Regions from separate parts of the Homo sapiens genome. Here region 1 is linked to region 2. Evidence: chromatin loops called from intact Hi-C (ENCODE). Cell type or tissue: B cell. All regions are shown on one strand. Each heading gives the region's core, and the rest is flanking DNA. Links, peaks and the distances in the headings are about the cores only.

Region 1 (8,732 bases), core at 245-8,244, 400 kb before region 2:
AGGAAAGAGCAGGGGGGCTGGCTGGCAAAGGTACTGGGAGGCTCCCCAACCCAGGAAGGTCCCCCCACCCTCCCCGCCCAGGAAGGACCCAGCATGTGGGAGTTACACCCCGGTTTGCGGGTCTCCCAGCCCAGGATGTTTTGTCAAAACTTAGCAAACCAGAGAGCGTCCTGGCCTTCTTGAAGGCATCTGATTTCTCTTTTCTTGTGAAGATTTTTCAAGCCAAGTGCTGGAGGTGGGAAGGGGGTTTCCAAGGCACCAACATACAAGATAACTCCAGGAGATAAGGACGCTGAGAGTTTTCAGGCAGAGCCGGTTCTGCAAACACCAGGAAATAGAAACAACAAGCAACTCACAAGCAGCTCACGCCTGTCATCCCAGCACTTTGGGAGGCTGAGGCGGGTGGATCACCAAAGGTCAGGAGTTTGAGACCAGCCTGGCCAACATGGTGAAACCCCGTCTCTACTAAAAATACAAAAATCAGCCAGATGTGGTGGTGGGCACCTGTAATCTCAGCTACTTGGGAGGCTGAGGCAGGAGAATCGCTTGAACCCGGGAGGCGGAGGTTGCAGTGAGCTGAGATCACGCCGCTGCACTCCAGCCTGGGCAACAAGAGTGAAAACTCCATTAAAAAAAAAAAAAAAAAAGCAAGCTACCTAGATTTTCACAGCTGGTTCAAATACCGCCGGGGGTATCCAGTCAGGAAGGGGTACTGTCTGAGGGGGCCAGGGGATACCTGTGCAAGTTGTCAGTTCAGAATGAATTTCTGAAACCCTCACGTGGTAACAAGCTCCCAGCCTCTTTCTAATGGGCTTTGGCTAAAGGTCCAGCACGTAAAACACAAAGGCTCTCCTGGGCTTGGCTCAACAGGGAGGTAGTTCCCAGAAAGAGACCTTCCTAGCTGGGCGCGGTAGCTCACGCCTGTAATCCCAGCACTTTGGGAGGCTGAGGCAGGCGGATCACGTGGTCAGGAGTTCGAGACCAGCCTGGCCAACTTGGTGAAACCCCGTCTCTACCGAAAACACAAAAAATTAGCCAGGCGTGGTGGCGGGTGCCTGTAATCCCAGCTACCCAGGAGGCTGATGCAGGAGAATGGCGTGAACCCGGGAGGCGGAGGTTGCAGTGAGCCGAGATTGTGCCATTGCAGTACAGCCTGAGTGAGAGAGCAAGGCTCCAAAGAAAAGAAGGAGGAAGAGAAAGAAAGACAGAAAGAGAGAAAGAAAGAAAGAGAAAGAGAGAAAGAAATGAAGGAAAGAAGGAGAAAGAAACAGAGAAAAAAGAATGAAAGAAAGAAAAGAAAGGAAGGAAGCAGGGAGGGAGGGAAAGAGAGGAAGGAAGGAATGTGAAGGGAAGGAAGAAGGAAGGAAAGAAAGAGAAAGAAAGAAAAGGGAGGAAGGAAGGAAAGGGAAGGGAAGGAAGGAGAAGGAAGGAAAGAAAGAAAGAGAAAGAGAAAGGAAAGAAGAAGAAAGGAAGGAAGGAGAAAGAAAAAGAAAGAGAAAGGAAGGAAGGAGGGAGGGAAAGAGAGGGAGGGGAGGGGAGGGGAGGGGAGGGGAGGGGAGGGGAGGGAAGGGGAGGGAAGGGAAGGGAAGGGAAGGGAAGGGAAGGGAGAGCCCCAGACATCCCAGGTATCCTCATCCTAAATTCCTTCCACAGCTCACTGCGTCCCAGGTGTGGGATTAACACAAGCCTCTGGTCACCTTTGAGGCTGGCGAGACAGCTTGACTCCAGCCCCGGGGGACACTGGGTCTCCAAGTGCTGCGGGATACAGAGAGGCTTTTCCAGCCCCTCCTGCGGCCCTTTCATCGCCGACAGCTGCTGGGGGGGGCTGAGCCAGCCAAAGCTGAATTTGCAGAGGATGCTTCTGACCCCTAGTGTCCAAAACTTCCAAATTAAAGGCGTGTCCCTGAGCAAGGGCTGGGTGGGCTCAGGGGGCCTGGGGGCCTGCAGTTTAATGAACTCTGCAGAGACGCTTTAAACCCATCTATGGCCGGGCAACGTGGCTCATGCCTGTAATTCCTTTTTTCTTTTTTTTGAGACCGAATCTCGCTGTGTCACCCAGGCTGGAGTGCAATGGCATGATCTCCGCTCACTGCAACCTCCGCCTCCCGGGTTCGAGCGATTCTCCTGCCTCAGCCTCCCGAGTAGCTGGGATTACAGGCAGCTGCCACTACACACGGCTAACTTTTGTCTTTTAAGTAGAGACGGGGTTTCACCATGTTGGCCAGGCTGGTCTCGAACTCCTGGCCTCAGGTGATCCACCCGCCTCGGCCTCCCAAAGTGCTGGGATGACAGGCGTGAGCCACCGCGCCCGGCCTATAAACGGGTTATTTTTTATTATTTTTTATTTTTTGAGACAGAGTCTGGCTCTGTCCCCCAGGCTGGAGTGCAATGGCACCATCTCGGCTCACTGCAAGCTCCACCTCCCGGGTTCAAGTGATTCTCCTGCCTCAGCCTCCCGAGTAGCTGGGACTACAGGCGCCCACCACCATGCCCTGCTAATTTTTTTTTTTTTTTTTTTTTTTTTTGTATTTTTAGTAGAGACAGGGTTTCACCATGTTGGCCAGGCTGGTCTCGAACTCCTGGCCTCAGGTGATCCACCTGCCTTGGCCTCCCAAAGTGCTAGGATGACAGGCGTGAGCCACTGCGCCCAGCCTATAAACGGGTTATTAATGAGCTCTCCAGCCAGGCAAACTTGAAAGCTCCAGGGCAGCCTTTCCGTGGCCGACGACGAGCAGAAGAAGCAGAAGATGGGAGATGCAGCAGGATAATTTGTTAAGGGGTGAAATGTACGTTGAGTTCCCAACTTCCAGTCTCTGTGAATATTGGGACCTTATTTGGAAATGTAATTAAAATGTAAATTGAGATGACATCATTTTTGATTAAGGTGAGTCATAAATCCCATGAGTGTAGGTCTAAGAGACAGAAGGGGCCGGGCGCGGTGGCTCACGCTTGTAATCCCAGCACTTTGGGAGCCCGAGGCAGGCGGATCACCTGAGGCCAGGAGATCGAGACCAGCCTGGCCAACATGGTGAAACCCTGTCTCTACTAAAAATACAAAAATTAGCTGGGCGTGGTGGCAGGCGCCTGTAATTCCAGCTATTCCAGAGGCTGAGGCAGGAGAATCGCTTGAACCCGGCAGGCGGAGGTTGCAGTGAGTCAAGATCGAGCCACTGCACTCCAGCCTGGCGACAGAGTGAGACTCCATCTCAAAAAAAAAAAAAAAAAAAAAAGAGACAGAAGAGGAGACACAGACAGGGGAGGAGGCCACGTGGAGACGGAGGCAGAGACTGCAGTGAGGTGGCCACAGTCCCAGGGACGCCTGGAGCCCCCAGGAGCTCGAAGAGGCAGGAAGGATCCTCCCCTAGAGCTTCTAAAAGGAACCAAACCAAACTGCAGTGGGTTGAATGGGGATCCCCCAAAGACATGTCCAGGTCCTAAACCTTAGAATCCGTGAATAGGACCTCATTTGGAAATAGGGTCTTTGCAGATGTGTTTAAGGGAAGGATCTCAAAATGAAATCGCCTTGCATTGGAGTTGGACTCTAAATCCAATGAGGGGTGACCCCATAAGAGACAAAGAGGAGACACAGACACAGAGGAGGCCACGTGGAGATGGTGACAGAGACTGCAGTGAGGCGGCCACAAACCCAGGGACGCCTGGAGCCCCCAGGAGCTGGGAGAGGCAGGAAGGACCCTCCCCTAGAGCCTCCAGAGGGAGCACAGTCCTGAGACACCTGGATCTCAAGACTCCTGGTCTGCAGGCCTCAGAGAGGATACATTCCAGTTGTTTTAAGGCCCTCGGTTTGTTCTGTCCACCCCAAGAAACTACACACCCTACAAATGAGGACTCCAAGCCTCATTCTCCCGGCACCGCACGCCTGCAAACATAGGCATGGCCAGCAGGTGGCAGTCGAGTCCCCAAAAAGAAATTGCGTGGCTTAAGGTTCCGGGATTTGAATAAATACGGTAATAAAAATCCGGCGGGCGGATCACGAGGTCAGGAGTTCGAGACCAGCCTGGTCAACATGGTGAAACCCTGTCTCTACTAAAAATACAAAAAATTAGCCGGGGGTGGTGGCAGGCGCCTGTAGTCACTGCTACCGGGAGGCTGAGGCAGGAGAATGGCATGACCAGGGAGGCGGAGCTTACAGTGCTCTAAAAAAAAAAAAAAATCAGGCGGGCGGATCACAAGCTCAGGAGTTCGAGACCAGCCTGACCAACATGGTGAAACCCCGTCTGTACTAAAAATACAAAAAATTAGCCGGGGGTGGTGGCGGGTGCCTGTAATCCCAGCTACTCGGGAGGCTGAGACAGGAGAATCGATTGAACTCAGGAAGCAGAGGATGCAGCGAGCCAAGATCGCGCCACTGCACTCCAGCCTGAGCAACAAAGCGAGACTCCATCAAAAAAAAAAAAAAAAAAACCCACAGTGTAAGGGGTCCCAATGCAGACCTCAACAGAGGGTTCTTGGATGTCGTGCAAGAAATTATTCGAGCCAGGCGCGGTGGCTCACGCCTGTAATCCCAGCACTTTGGGAGGCTGAGGTGGGTGGATCACCAGAGATCAGGAGTTCGAGACCAGCCTGGCCAACATGGAGAAACCCCGTCTCTACTAAAAATACAAAAAATTAGCTGGGCGTGGTGGTGCACACCTGTAATCCCAGCTACTCGGGAGGCTGAGGCAGGAGAATCGCTTGAACCTGGGAGACGGAGGTTGCCGTGAGCCGAGATCGCGCCATTGTACTCCAGCCTGGGCAACAGGAGCAAAACTCTATCTCAAAAAAGAAAAGAAAAGAATCTCAAGAAAGAAAGAAGGGAGGGAGGGACGGAGGAAGGAAGGAAGGAAGGAGAGAGAGAGAGAGAGAGAGAGAGGGAGGGAGGGAGAGAGAGAGAGAAAGAAAGAAGGAAAAGAAAGAAAGAGAAAGAAAGAAAAAGAAAGAGAGAGAAGAGAAGAGACAGCCTGTACTACCCACCCGTTGAGTTGAGGGGTGAAGAGAAGAGAAGAGAGGAGAGGGGAGGGGAGAGGAGGGGAGAGGAGGGGAGGGGAGGGGAGGATAGGGGAGGGGAGGATAGGGGAGGGGAAGATAGGGGAGGGGAGGATAGGGGAGGGGAGGGGAGGATAGGGGAGGGGAGGATAGGGGAGGGGAGGATAGGGGAGGGGAGGGGAGGGGAGGGGAGGGGAGAAGAGAAGAGAGGAGAAGAGAGGACAAGAGCCTGTACTACCCACCCGTTGACTTGAGGGGGAAAGGGAGGGGAGGGGAATGGAGGGGAGAGGAGGAGAGGGGAGGGGAGGGGAATGGAGGGGGGAGAAGAAAAGAAAAGAGAAGAGGACAGCCTGTATTACCCACTCGTAGAGTTGAGGGGGGAGGGGAGGGGAGGGGAGGGGAGACTAGACGAGAGGAGGGGAGAGGAGAGGAGACGAGAGGAGAGGAGAGGAGACAGCCTGTACTACCCACCCCTTGAGTTGAGGGGTGCCGGAAAACCCCGGACTTTTCTTGTGGAGGTGGAGGGGAGGGATTCCAGGGTTAGTCACAGCTGTCACTTTTCTGCTTCTTGTTTCTGGCAGGGTTCACTGTCCTGGGTGCTTGATTCGTTACTAGCGATCCGGAGAAGAAAGGGTTAAAGGAATCCCTCCCCCACCCCTGGAATCCCTCCCCCACCCCTGGAATTCCAAAGGCGCAGCCAGGCTCGGATTTCCACGCGGGCGGTACTGAATTAACGGCTGGGCCCCGGCGCCTTTCTTTTAACTAATTACATCTGCAAGGGCCTTAATTCCAAACGAGGCGTCATTCCCGGAGACCAGAGGCGTTTGGAACTCAACGTATATACTTTGGGGCCGCGATCGAGGCGCGTCTCCCGTCTTCTGCCTCTGCGTGTCCTCAGCTGCAGAAAGGCCGCCCCTGAGCCTTCGGGTTTTCCTGGGGGGAGAGCTCATGAGGAACCCGTGTATGCCTAGCGTTCCATTATTGGAACGCTAAGCTTGTCTGAAGGCTGAAGGTCATCGCCAAGATCTGGTTTTTTACACCAAAAAAACTTGCAACCTCCGGCATAAATGGGCTTAAAGTGTCCGTGAGAGCTCATTAAACGACAGGCCCCGGGTCCCTGACCCCCCCCCCCACCAAGCCCTTGCTCTGGGACGCGCCTTGGACACGTCTGCAGATTCAGCCCTGGCCGGTTCAGCCCCCAGCGGCTGTCAGCAATGAAAGGGGTCCCAGAAAGGACTGGAAAAAGCAGATCACAACGGGAATCCCGAGGCAAGAATGCAGGAGCCAGGCTATCTGGCAAGCCTCAAATATAGCCAGCAGGTTGTGTTGATCCCGCATCACGGACGCTGTGAGCTGTGGAAGGAGCTTGGGATGAGGATTGCTGGGGATGCCTGCAGCTGTTTCTGCTGGAGCTGCCTCTGGGGCAGGAAGTGTCACGTTGCACCCCAGGAAGGTCTCTGTCCAGCGCAGACCACGTGGCCCTTCCTGGTGCTACTCAAGCCCTGGAGAGAGCCTCTAGGCTATTTGAGGTTCCTGGACTCCAGCTTTAGCCAGAGCCAGCTAGGAGGAGGCTGGGAGCTTGTTAAAGCCTGAAGGTAAGCCGGGTCAGGAAGTTGAGATTTGGAAACAGGCCTGATAGTCTGTGCTTCCTCTTCGGGGAAAAAGAGATGTTACAACGCGCTGGGCTCCACCCTCCCCCGAGAGCTTGCAGATTTCCGGCTTCTGAGGAGCTGCCCTACCACAGCTCCTTCTGTTGCTAGATAAGGGGTTGGGGTCACACCCTCCTCCCTTCTGTGGCTGGAGGGATGGTCTGTGGACAGAAGAATGTGTGGCCACAGGGAAAGTGAGCCAGTATCAGCAGAAAAACAAACTGAGGCTGGCACGGTGGCTCACTCCTGTCATCCCAGCACTTTAAGGCTGAGGTGGGCTGATCACGAGGTCATGAGTTCGAGACCAGCCTGGCCAACACAGTGAAACCCCTTCTCTACTAAAAATACAAAAATTAGCCGGGCATGGCGGTGGGTGCCTGTAATCCCAGCTACTGAGGAGGCTGAGGCAGGAGAATCGCTTGAACCCGGGAGGCGGAAGTTGCAGTGAGCCGAGATCGCACCACTGCCCTCCAGCTTGGATGACAGAGCGAGACTCCATCTCAAGAAAAAAAAGAAAAGGGAAAAGCAAACTGATATTGTCCCCAACATGCAGGATGGGGCATTCTCAACCTCGGCACTGCTGACATTGGGAGCGGGAGGATTCTCTGTGGTGGGGCTGTCCTGGGCACTGGTGGGTGTTGAGCAGCCGTCCTGGGATCCACACACCGGGGGCCAGGAGCAAACTTCCCAGGACTGACACCAAGGGTGTCCACAGATTGTCATTCTCTTGTGATTGTCTCTAGACATTGCCAAGTTTCCCCTGGGGGTAGAATTCTCCCTGGCCTGTGAACCACTGTTATAGATAGATGATACATAGATAGATGATAGCTAGATAGATAGCTAGATAGATAGATAGATAGATAGATAGATAGATAGATAGATAGATAGATGGAGTAGATAGAAAGATAGATAGACAGATAGACAGATAATAGATGGAAGAGAAGATGGACCGATATAATGAGTGATCATTACAGATATGATAGATGATAGGTGATAGGTAGACAGATGATAGATAGATCAATAGATAGATAAAACTTAGATGATAGATATAACAAATGATTATGATAGGTGATAGATACATAGATATCTATATAGATATATAGAGGGAGTAAATAGAAAGACACATAAATAATAGATGGAATAGAAGATCGATTGATATAATAAGTGATCATTATCAATATGATAGATGGTAGGTGATAGACAGATGGTAGACATATAGATAGATAAAACTTAGATGATAGATACAATAAATGATTATGATAGGTGATACATATCTATATAGATAGATATCTATATAGATATAGAGAGAGTAGATACAAAGAGAGACATAGATAATAGATGGAATAGAAGATTAATTGATATAAGTGATCATTATAGATACGATAGATAGTAGGTGATAGATGATAAACATATAGATAGATAAAACTTAGATGATAGATATAATAAATGATTATGATAGGTGATATCTAGGTAGATATCTATATAGACAGATATCTAGATAGATATCTAGAGAGAGTAGATACAAAGATAGAGGGACATAGATAATAAATGGAATAGAAGATCGATTGATATAATGAGTGATCATTATAGATATGATAGGTGATAGGTAGATAGATGATAGATAGACATATAGATAGATAAAACTGAGATGATAGATATAATAAATGATTATGATATCTATCCATATAGATATATCCATATAGATATGTCCACATAGATATACCCATATGGATATATCCACATAGATATACCCATATGGGTATATCCACATAGATATACCCATATGGGTATATCCACATAGATATACCCATATGGGTATATCCACATAGATATACCCATATGGGTATATCCACATAGATATACCCATATGGGTATATCCACATAGATATACCCATATGGGTATATCCACATAGATATATCCATATAGATATATCCACAGATATATCCACATAGATATATCCATATAGATATACATAGATATCTATCCATATAGATATATAGAGAGAGTAGATACAAAGAGAGCATAGACAAATAATAGATGTAATAGAAGATTAATTGATATAATAAGTAATCATTATAGATATGATAGATGGTAGGTGA
Region 2 (8,732 bases), core at 519-8,518:
GAGAATCCAGGACAGCCCCCCTCTTAGGATCACTAATTAAACCACAGTTGCCAAGTGTGTTTTTCCAGGTGAGGTCACATATTCACAGGTTCTAGAGACTGGGATGTGGACAGCTTTGGGGGATATTATTCCTCTACCATATGGGGAGTGGGATGTATAAATCTTTGGGGCCATTATTCTGTCTATCACATGGGGATTTGGGTGTTGATAACATTTTTAGGGTCATTATTCTGTCCACCACGTGGGGATTAGGATGTGGACATCTTTGGGGGCCATTACTCCTTCTACCACATGGGATTGCAATGTAGACATCTTTGGGGGCCATTTTCTGTCTCCCACATGGGATTAGGATGTGGACATCTTTGGGGCCATTATTCTGTCTACCACATGGGGATTAGGATGTGGACATCTGGCTGGGCGCAGTGGCTCACGCCTGTAATCCCAGCACTTTGGGAGGCTGAGGCAGGTGGATCACAAGGTCAGGAGATGGAGACCATCCTGGCTAACATGGTGAAACCCCATCTCTACTAAAAATACAAAAAATTGGCCAGGCATGGAGGCGGGCGCCTGTAGCCCCAGCTACTAGGGAGGCTGAGGCAGGAGAATGTCGTGAACCCGGGAGGCAGAGGTTGCAGTGAGCCGAGATCGCGCCACTGCACTCCAGCCTGGTCGACAGAGCGAGAGTCCATCTCAAAATAAATAAATAAGTAAAATAAAAGCGTGTGTATACGTTCATATATACAGACGGTTTCCAGCTTACAGTGGTTGGATTTACAACTTTTCAGCGTTACGATCAGTGTATCAAGATACTAAATGCATTTTTAAGTTAAGGTATGTGGACCCATGATAGACTTGTGGGGAGGTAACCCCACTGTAAGTCAAGGGGCATCCCTCTGTGAGTATATAGATTCTCCACCCCCTAAAAAAATTATAAGCACTGTGACCACCCCTAAAGTGGCTCAGGCTCATGCATGTAGCCCGCCTGGGCTTGAATGCTCTTTGCAAACATACGTTAGATCTGGACAGCCCAGTTCTTCAGGGAAACCCTCTTGGGGCCATGGCAACATGTGGACCATTCCGGAAGAGCGAGAACCGGTGCCTGCCAGCAGGTGGCAGCATGGGGCAGCTGATGTAACCCGGCTTCCTTCGCTCCAAGATTGCACCTGTCAGAGGCAGTCAGGGCTGGGGTGACCATGAATGGGGAAAAAGCAACCCCCCGCCCCAACTTTAGTGCTTTGCCGCTTTTTTTTTTTTTGAGATGGAGTCTCGCACTGTCGCCTGGGCTGGAGTGCAAAGGCAAGATCTCGGCTCACTGCAACCTCCACCTCCTGGGTTCAAGCGATTCTCCTGCCTTGGCCTCCCAAGTAGCTGGGGTTATAGGCACCTGCCACCACGCCCGGCTAATTTTTTTTTTTGTATTTTTAGTAGAGACGGGGTTTCACCATGTTGGCCAGGCTGGTCTCGAACTCCTGACCTCGTGACCCGCCCGCCTCGGCCTCCCAAAGTGTTGGGATTACAGGCGTGAGCCACCGTGCCCAGTCTGCTTTGCTGTTTTAAATGTTGGTTTTCACTAAAAACAATCCCACATCCAAAAGGATTTTTTCATTATTTTCCCCCATCAAGGGCAGATACACTAAAACTTCAGAGGCTGGCCTGGCGCAGTGGCTCATGCCTGTAATCCCAGCACTTTGGGAGGCCGAAGGGGGTGTATCAGTTGAGGTCAGGAGTTCGAGACCATCCTGGCCAACATGGTGAAACCCTATCTCTACTAAAAAGCACAAAATTAGCTGGGCGTGGTGGTGGGCGCCTGTAATTCCAGCTACTCGGGAGACTGAGGCAGGAGAATCGTTTGAACCCGGGAGGTGGAGGTTGCAGTGAGCCGAGATCGCGCCACTGCCCTCCAGCCTGGGCAACAAGAGCAAAACTCGGTCTCAAAAAAAAAAAAAAAAAAAAAATCGGAGGCTTACATTTTCTCTTGTTGAAAAATGAGGAGAGGGATATTTTCCCACTTTCCGCCCCGCCCCCCTCCCCAGCAAACTGGTAGCTGCAAGTTCTTTGTCGGCCTTTTTCAAATGTGTGTAAATCTTTTAAAGAAAGCGGCACCATAGCTCAAGAATGTTTCCTGCAGTGTCTGGGAGGAATCTCTTTGAAATGTGATCCCCAAGGGGGAGGAAAAAAAGCCTCATCCCCCGGGGTCCACAGAGGAGAAGAGCTTAATTTAATCTGTCACCTCACTCCAAATTGCAAAGCCTACACCTCCAGTCAAAATGAGTCCTTGTTTAGTTTCAGAAAACGAAAGGAAAGGGCTGTCTCCACTTTGCTGCGTAAAAGGATGAGATTTCTTTCTTTTTTTCCTTTTCTTTTTTTTTTTGAGACGGAGTTCTGCTCTTGTTACCCAGGCTGGAGTGCAGTGGTGCGATCTTGGCTCACGGATACCTCTCCCTCCCGGGTTCAAGCGATTCTCCTGCCTCAGCCTCCCGAGTAGCTGGGATTGCAGGCACGCACCACCATGCCCGGCTAATTTTTTGTATTTTTAGTGGACACAAAGTTTCTCCATGTTGGTCAGGCTGGTTTCGAACTCCCGACCTCAGGTGATCCACCTGCCTCGGCCTCCCAAAGTGCTGGGATGACAGGCGTGAGCCACCACACCCGGCCCATAAAAGGGTGAGATTTCTTTCTGTGTTTCTGATCCCTTTCACGGATGGCCTGGGGTGTATATCACATTTGAATTGAATGCTTGTTCTGTAGAAAAATGGTTTTCTTTTTCTTCTACCCTTGAGGAGAGGGGTTAAGGAAGGAGTTCCTGGATCGGGAGGAGATTTTTTTGCTTTTTTTTTTTTTTTTTTTTTTTTTTTTTGAGACAGAGTCCCTGTGACTCAGTCTGGAGTGCCCTGGAAGATCTCGGCTCACTGCAACCTCCGCCTCCACGGTTCAAGCGATTCTCCTGCCTCAGCCTCTCGAGTAGCTGGAATTACAGTTGTGCACCATCATCTCTGGCTAATTTTTGTATTTTTTTTTTTTGAGATAGAATTTCTCTCTTGTTGCCCAGACTGGAGTGCAATGGCGTGATCTCAGCTCACCACAACCTCCGCCTCTCAGGTTCAAGCGATTCTCCTGCCTCAGCTTCCCTAATAGCTGGGATTACAGGCATGTGCCACCACGCCCAGCTAATTTTTGTATTTTTAGTAGAGACGGGTTTCACCATGTTGGCCAGGCTGGTCTCGAACTCCGGACCTCAGGTGATCCACCTGCCTTGGCCTCCCAAAGTGCTGCAATTACAGGCGTGAACCACCGTACCCGGCCAATTTTTGTATTTTTTTGGTAGAGACAGGGTTTCTCCATGTTGGTCAGGCTGGTCTCGAACTCCTGACCTGAAGTGATCTGCCCACCTTGGCCTCCCAATGTGCTGGGATGAGAGGTGTGAGCCACTGCACCTGGCCTTTGGTTGTTTTTTTTTTTTTTTTTTTGAGACAGAGTCCCTGTCACTCAGTCTGGGGTGTCGTGGCTGATCTCGGCTCACTGCAACCTCTGCCTCCAGGATTCAAGCGATTCTCCTGCCTCAGCCTCCTGAGTAGCTGAGATTACAGGCCTGGCTAATTTTGTATTTTTTAGTAGAGATGGGGTTTGATCATGTTGCTCAGGCTGGTCTCGAACACCTGACCTCAAGTGGTCCGCCCGCCTCGTCCTCCCAAAGTGCTGGGGTGACAGGCATGAGCCACCACTCCTGGTAGAGATTTTGCTTTTTAATTCTATTTCCTTAACACCTTGAACATGTATGGCTTGGGCTGTTCCTCATCTCAGCCTTATGTTTTGATTCGATTGCCTTCCAATGAGCACCTTATTATTTAAAAGTGGACTTCAAGATGGGACTGTACCGTTTCCTTTTCTATCACACTTCACTGTTGGACCGTGAACTCTATTATTATTGTTATTTTTGAGATAGAGTTTCGCTCTTGTTGCCCAGGCTGGAGTGCAATGGTGTGATCTCAGCTCACTGCAACCTCTGCCTTCCGGTTTCAAGCGATTCTCCTGCCTCAGCCTGCCAAAGAGCTGGGATTACAGGCACACACCACCATGCCCGGCTAATTTTTGTATTTTTAATAGAGACAGGGTTTCACCATGTTGCCCAGGCTGGTCTGGAACTCCTGACTTCGTGATCTGCCCGCCTCGGCCTCCCAAGGTGCTGGGACTACAGGCATGTGCCACCACACCCGGCTAATTTTTGTATTTTTAATAGAGACAGGGTTTCACCATGTTGCCCAGGCTGGTCTCAAACTCCTGACCTCATGATCCGCCTGCCTCGGCCTCCCAAAGTGCTGGGACTACAGGCATGTGCCACCACACCTGGCTAATTTTTGTATTTTTAATAGAGACAGGGTTTCACCATGTTGCCCAGGCTGGTCTCGAACTCCTGACCTCATGATCCGCCTGCCTCGGCCTCCCAAAGTGCTGGGACTACAGGCATGTGCCAGCACACCCAGCTAATTTTATATTTTTAGTAGAGACAGGGATTCTCCATGTTAGCCAGGATGGTCTCGAACTCCTGACCTCGTGATCCACCCGCCTCAGCCTCCCAAAGTGCTGCGATGACAGGTGTGAGCCACCACACCCGGTCACCATGAACTCTAATGTCAGAAATTACCGAGGCGCTGTTTCTGCATTTTTTTCTAGTATGGATCCTGGTAAGCCACATCCAGAAGAGATTTCTCTGGAAGAACTTTGCCTTGAATGGAAGCAATTGTCCTGATGGCCACTAGGGGGAGGAAGCATCGTTTTCTCTCTTCGAATTGTAAGGCGAGAAGGATCTGAGGCCAGGTGTCCATAATTGAGGAAGTTGACTTTGCCAGGGTGGAGGACACCACGACATAACCTCAGGAGGTCTTGATGACGTGGGCCCAAGGTGGTTGGGGTGTAGCTTGCTTTTATACATTTTAGGAAGACTTGAAGCATCAGTCAATACATGTAAGATGTACGTTGGTTCTATCTCGAACGGCAGGGTGACTCAAAGCGGGGTTACACTTAAACATATTCAGGGCCGGGCGCGGTGGCTCACACCTGTCGTCCTAGCACTTTGGGAGGCCGAGGTGGGTGGGTCACCTGAGGTCAGGAGTTCGAGACCATCCTGGCCAACATGGTGACACCCTGTCTGTACTAAAAATACAAAATCAGGCCGGGCGCAGTGGCTCACACCTGTCATCCCAGTACTTTGGGAGGCCGAAGCGGGCAGATCACGAGGTCAGGAGATCGAGGCCATCTTGGCCAACACGGTGAAACCCCGTCTGTACTAAAAATACAAAAAAAAAATTAGCCTGATGTGGTGGCGGGTGCCTGTAGTCCCAGCTACTCAGGAGGCTGAGGCAGGAGTTTGCAGTGAGCCGAGATTGCGCCACTGCACTCCAGCCTGGGAGACAGAGCGAGACTCTGTCAAAAAAAAAAAAATTAGCTGGGTGTGGTGGTGTGAACCTGTAATCTCAGCTACTTGGGAGGCTGAGGCAGGAGAATCGCTTGAACACTTGAGGCCAGGAGTTTGAGATCAGCTTGGCCAACATGGCGAAACCCGGTTTCTACTAAAAATACAAAAAAATCAGCACAGCGTGGTGGCACATGCTTGTAATCTCAGCTGCTAGGGAGGCTGAGGCATGAGAATTGCTTGAACCTGGGAGGTGGAGGTTGCAGTGAACCGAGATCACGCCACTGCACTCCAGCCTGGGCGACACATGGATACTCTGTCTCAAAACAAACAAACAAACAAACAAAAACATACTTATTGGCAATTGGTTGAAAGAGTTATTATCCGTAGTAAGGAATGTCTGGCTTATGATGGTGTTGTAGAGACCGAGGTTTTATTATGCAGATGAAGCTTCCCAGGTAGCAGGCTTCTGAGAGAAGAGACTGCAAATGTTTTTTTTTTCTTTTCTTTTTCTTTTCTTTTTTTTTTTTTTTTTTTAACGGAGTTTCACTCTTGTCATCCAGGCTGGAGTGCAGTGGCGCAATCTTGGTTCATTGCAACCTCCGACTCCCAGGTTCAAGTGATTCTCCTATCTCAGCCTCCCGAGTAGCTGGGATTACAGGCATGCACCACCATGACCAGCTAATTCTTGTATTTTTAGTAGAGACGGGGTTTCACCATGTTGGCCAGGATGGTCTCAATCTCTTGACCTCATGATCTGCCCGCCTCGGCCTCCCAAAGTGCTGGGATGACAGGCGTGAGCCACCGCACCCGACCAGAGACTCCAGATGTTTCTTACCAGACTTAAGGTCTGTGTTGATGTTCATGCTGAAAATATCAGAGGTGTTTGAACCAGAACGACTCCACCTTGAATAGAGGCTGGGTAAAATGAGGCTGAGACTTACTGGGCTGCATTCCGAGATGGTTAAGGCATTCTAAGTCACAGGATGAGATAGGAGGTTGGTACAAGGTACAGGTCATAAAGACCTTGCTGATAAAACAGGTTGCAGTAAAGAAGCCAGCCAAAACACGCCAAAACCAAGATGGCCACAACAGTGACCTCTGGTCGTCCTCACTGCTATACTCCCACCAACACCATGACAGTTTTCAAATGCCATGGCAACGTCAGGAAGTTACCTTATATGGTCTAAAAAGGGGAGGCATGAATAATCCGCCCCTTGTTTAGCATATCTTCAAGAAATAACCATAAAGGCCAGGTGCGGTGACTCACGCCTGTCATCCCAGCACTTTGGGAGGCCGAGGCGGGCGCATCACGAGGTCAGGAGTTTGACACCAGCCTGACCAACATGGCAAAACCCCATCTGTACTAAAAATACAAAAATCAGCCCAGCGTGGTGGTGCATGCCTGTAGTCCCAGCTACTCGGGAGGCTGAGGCAGAAGAATCGCTTGAACCTGGGAGGCAGAGGTTGCGATGAGCCGAGATCATGCCACTGCACTCCAGCCTGGGTGACAGAGCAAGACTCCGTCTCAAAATCAAAAAAAAAAAAAAAAAAAAAAAGAAAGAAAGAAAGAAAAGAAAGAACGAACCATAAAAATGGGTAACCAGCAACCTTGGGGACTGCTCTGTCTACGGAGTAGCCATTCTTTTATTCCTTTACTTTCCCAATAAACTCGCTTTCCCTTTGGTCTATGGACTTGCCCTCAATTCTTTCTTGCATGAGATCCTAGAACCCTCTCTTGGGATCTGGATGAGGACCCCTTTCTGGTAACAGAGGGGTGTGGCGAGGCCTGGCCAACCTCCACTTCCCAACATGGCATGAACTTTAAATTGAAATTGAAATAATTTCATGTTAAATTTTAGAGTGTCCTGGCCAAGGAGGGAGTCCATTCAGATTTTTATTTTTGCTTTATTTATTTATTTTTTATTTTTTTGAGAAGGAGTCTCGCTCTGTTGCCCAGGCTGGAGTGCAGTGGCCCCAACTCGGCTCACTGCAACCTCCGCCTGCCGGGTTCAAGCGATTCCCCTGCCTCAGCCTCCCAAGCAGCTGGGACTACAGGCGCCCGCCACCATGCCTGGCTAATTTTTTAATTTTTAGTAGAGATGGGGCTTCACCATGTTGGTCAGGCTGGTCTTGAACTCCTGACCTCGTGATCCGTCTGCCTCAGCCTCCTAAAGTGCTGGGATCACAGGCATGAGCCACCACGCCCGGCCTATTTTTGGTTTATGAGAGGAGCTGCTGATACCTGGAGACTTGATACCCACAAGCTCCCCTTAGCCACAGTTCCAAAACAGGACATGGCTCAAGACCGCGTCTGGGGAGGAGGGGGAGACAGGATAATTCAGGCCTGCTGGGTGCTGCCTGCTGGGGGTACCCAGGGTCTGTAGATGTGTAAAGCCAGAGAGCTGGGACCAGAGTCTGCTGTTTCATTTTGCCCAAGACTTTCTGTGGGCCTCCTGGAATAAGGCAGACCAGCTGATGGTTGTTTTTTTTTTTTTTGACAGAGTCTTTCTCTGTCACCCAGGCTGGAGTGCAATGGCGCGATCTCGCCTCACTGCAACCTCCGTCTCCCAGGTTCAAGTGATTCCCCTGCCTCAGCCTCCCGAGTAGCTGGGACTACAGGTGCGCACCACCATGCCTGGCTAAATTTTGTATTTTTAGTAGAGATGGGGTTTCAGCATGTTGGTTAGGCTGGTCTTGTACTCCTGACCTCAAGTGATCCACCAGCCTCGGCCTCCCAAAGTCCTGGGATGACAGGCGTGAGCCACCACGCCAGGCCCGGGTAATATCTCTTATAGCTAGAGTGATTTTAGAGTGACCTTCGCATATCGTGACCCGTGAGTGAGTTTCCTGGGCGTGATGGTTAATACTGAATGGCAGCTTGATTGGATTGAAAGATCCAATCAAAGCGTTGTTCCTGGGTGTGTCTGTGAGGGTGTTGCCAAAGGAGAATAACACTAGAGTCAGTGGACTCGGAGAGGCAGAACCCCCCTCAATCTGGGTGGGCACCGTCTCATCAGCTGCCAGTCTGGCCAGAATAAAAGCAGGCAGAGGAGCGTGAAAAGGCTAGACTGGCTTAGCCTCCCAGCCTCCATCTTCCTCCTTTGCTGGATGCTTCCTGCCCTGGACCACTGGACTCCAAGTTCTTAATCCTTGGGACTCAGACTGGCTTCCTGCCTCCTCAGCTTGTAGATGACCTATGGTGGGACCTCACCTTGTGACTCTGTGAGTTAATTCTCCTTAATAAACTCCCCTTCATATATATATAATTCATGTGGACTCTTTCTAGACCATATAGATTGTATTAGTCAGGGTTCCTTAG

Evidence for each region. Hi-C counts contacts between places; a loop is a spot of excess contacts. Peaks named below come from ENCODE experiments on the same cell type or tissue, not always from the same donor. Only the 100,000 strongest peaks of a DNase experiment are listed, where the experiment ranks them.
Region 1: a loop joins it to region 2, with 13 times the contacts of the local background. A loop is called at or near these places in 3 of 110 quality-filtered maps.

Annotation. Positions count from the first base shown.
Region 1 is chrX:1,243,038-1,251,769 of GRCh38, forward strand. No RefSeq gene overlaps it. Among named protein-coding and RNA genes, the nearest start is that of CSF2RA, 21 kb to the right of the region's middle. RefSeq lists enhancers at 5,476-5,992, 5,494-6,003. In B cell, for the core only: CTCF peaks have their summits at 3,913 (motif pointing right) and 4,117; DNase peaks (open chromatin) are centred at 1,854, 3,904, 5,484, 6,664 and 1 weaker place; H3K4me3 peaks cover 838 bases; H3K27ac peaks cover 979 bases.
Region 2 is chrX:1,647,665-1,656,396 of GRCh38, forward strand. No RefSeq gene overlaps it. Among named protein-coding and RNA genes, the nearest start is that of ASMT, 37 kb to the left of the region's middle. RefSeq lists an enhancer at 1,886-2,405. In B cell, for the core only: CTCF peaks have their summits at 1,077 (motif pointing right), 1,281, 4,746 (motif pointing right) and 4,951; DNase peaks (open chromatin) are centred at 1,107 and 4,847.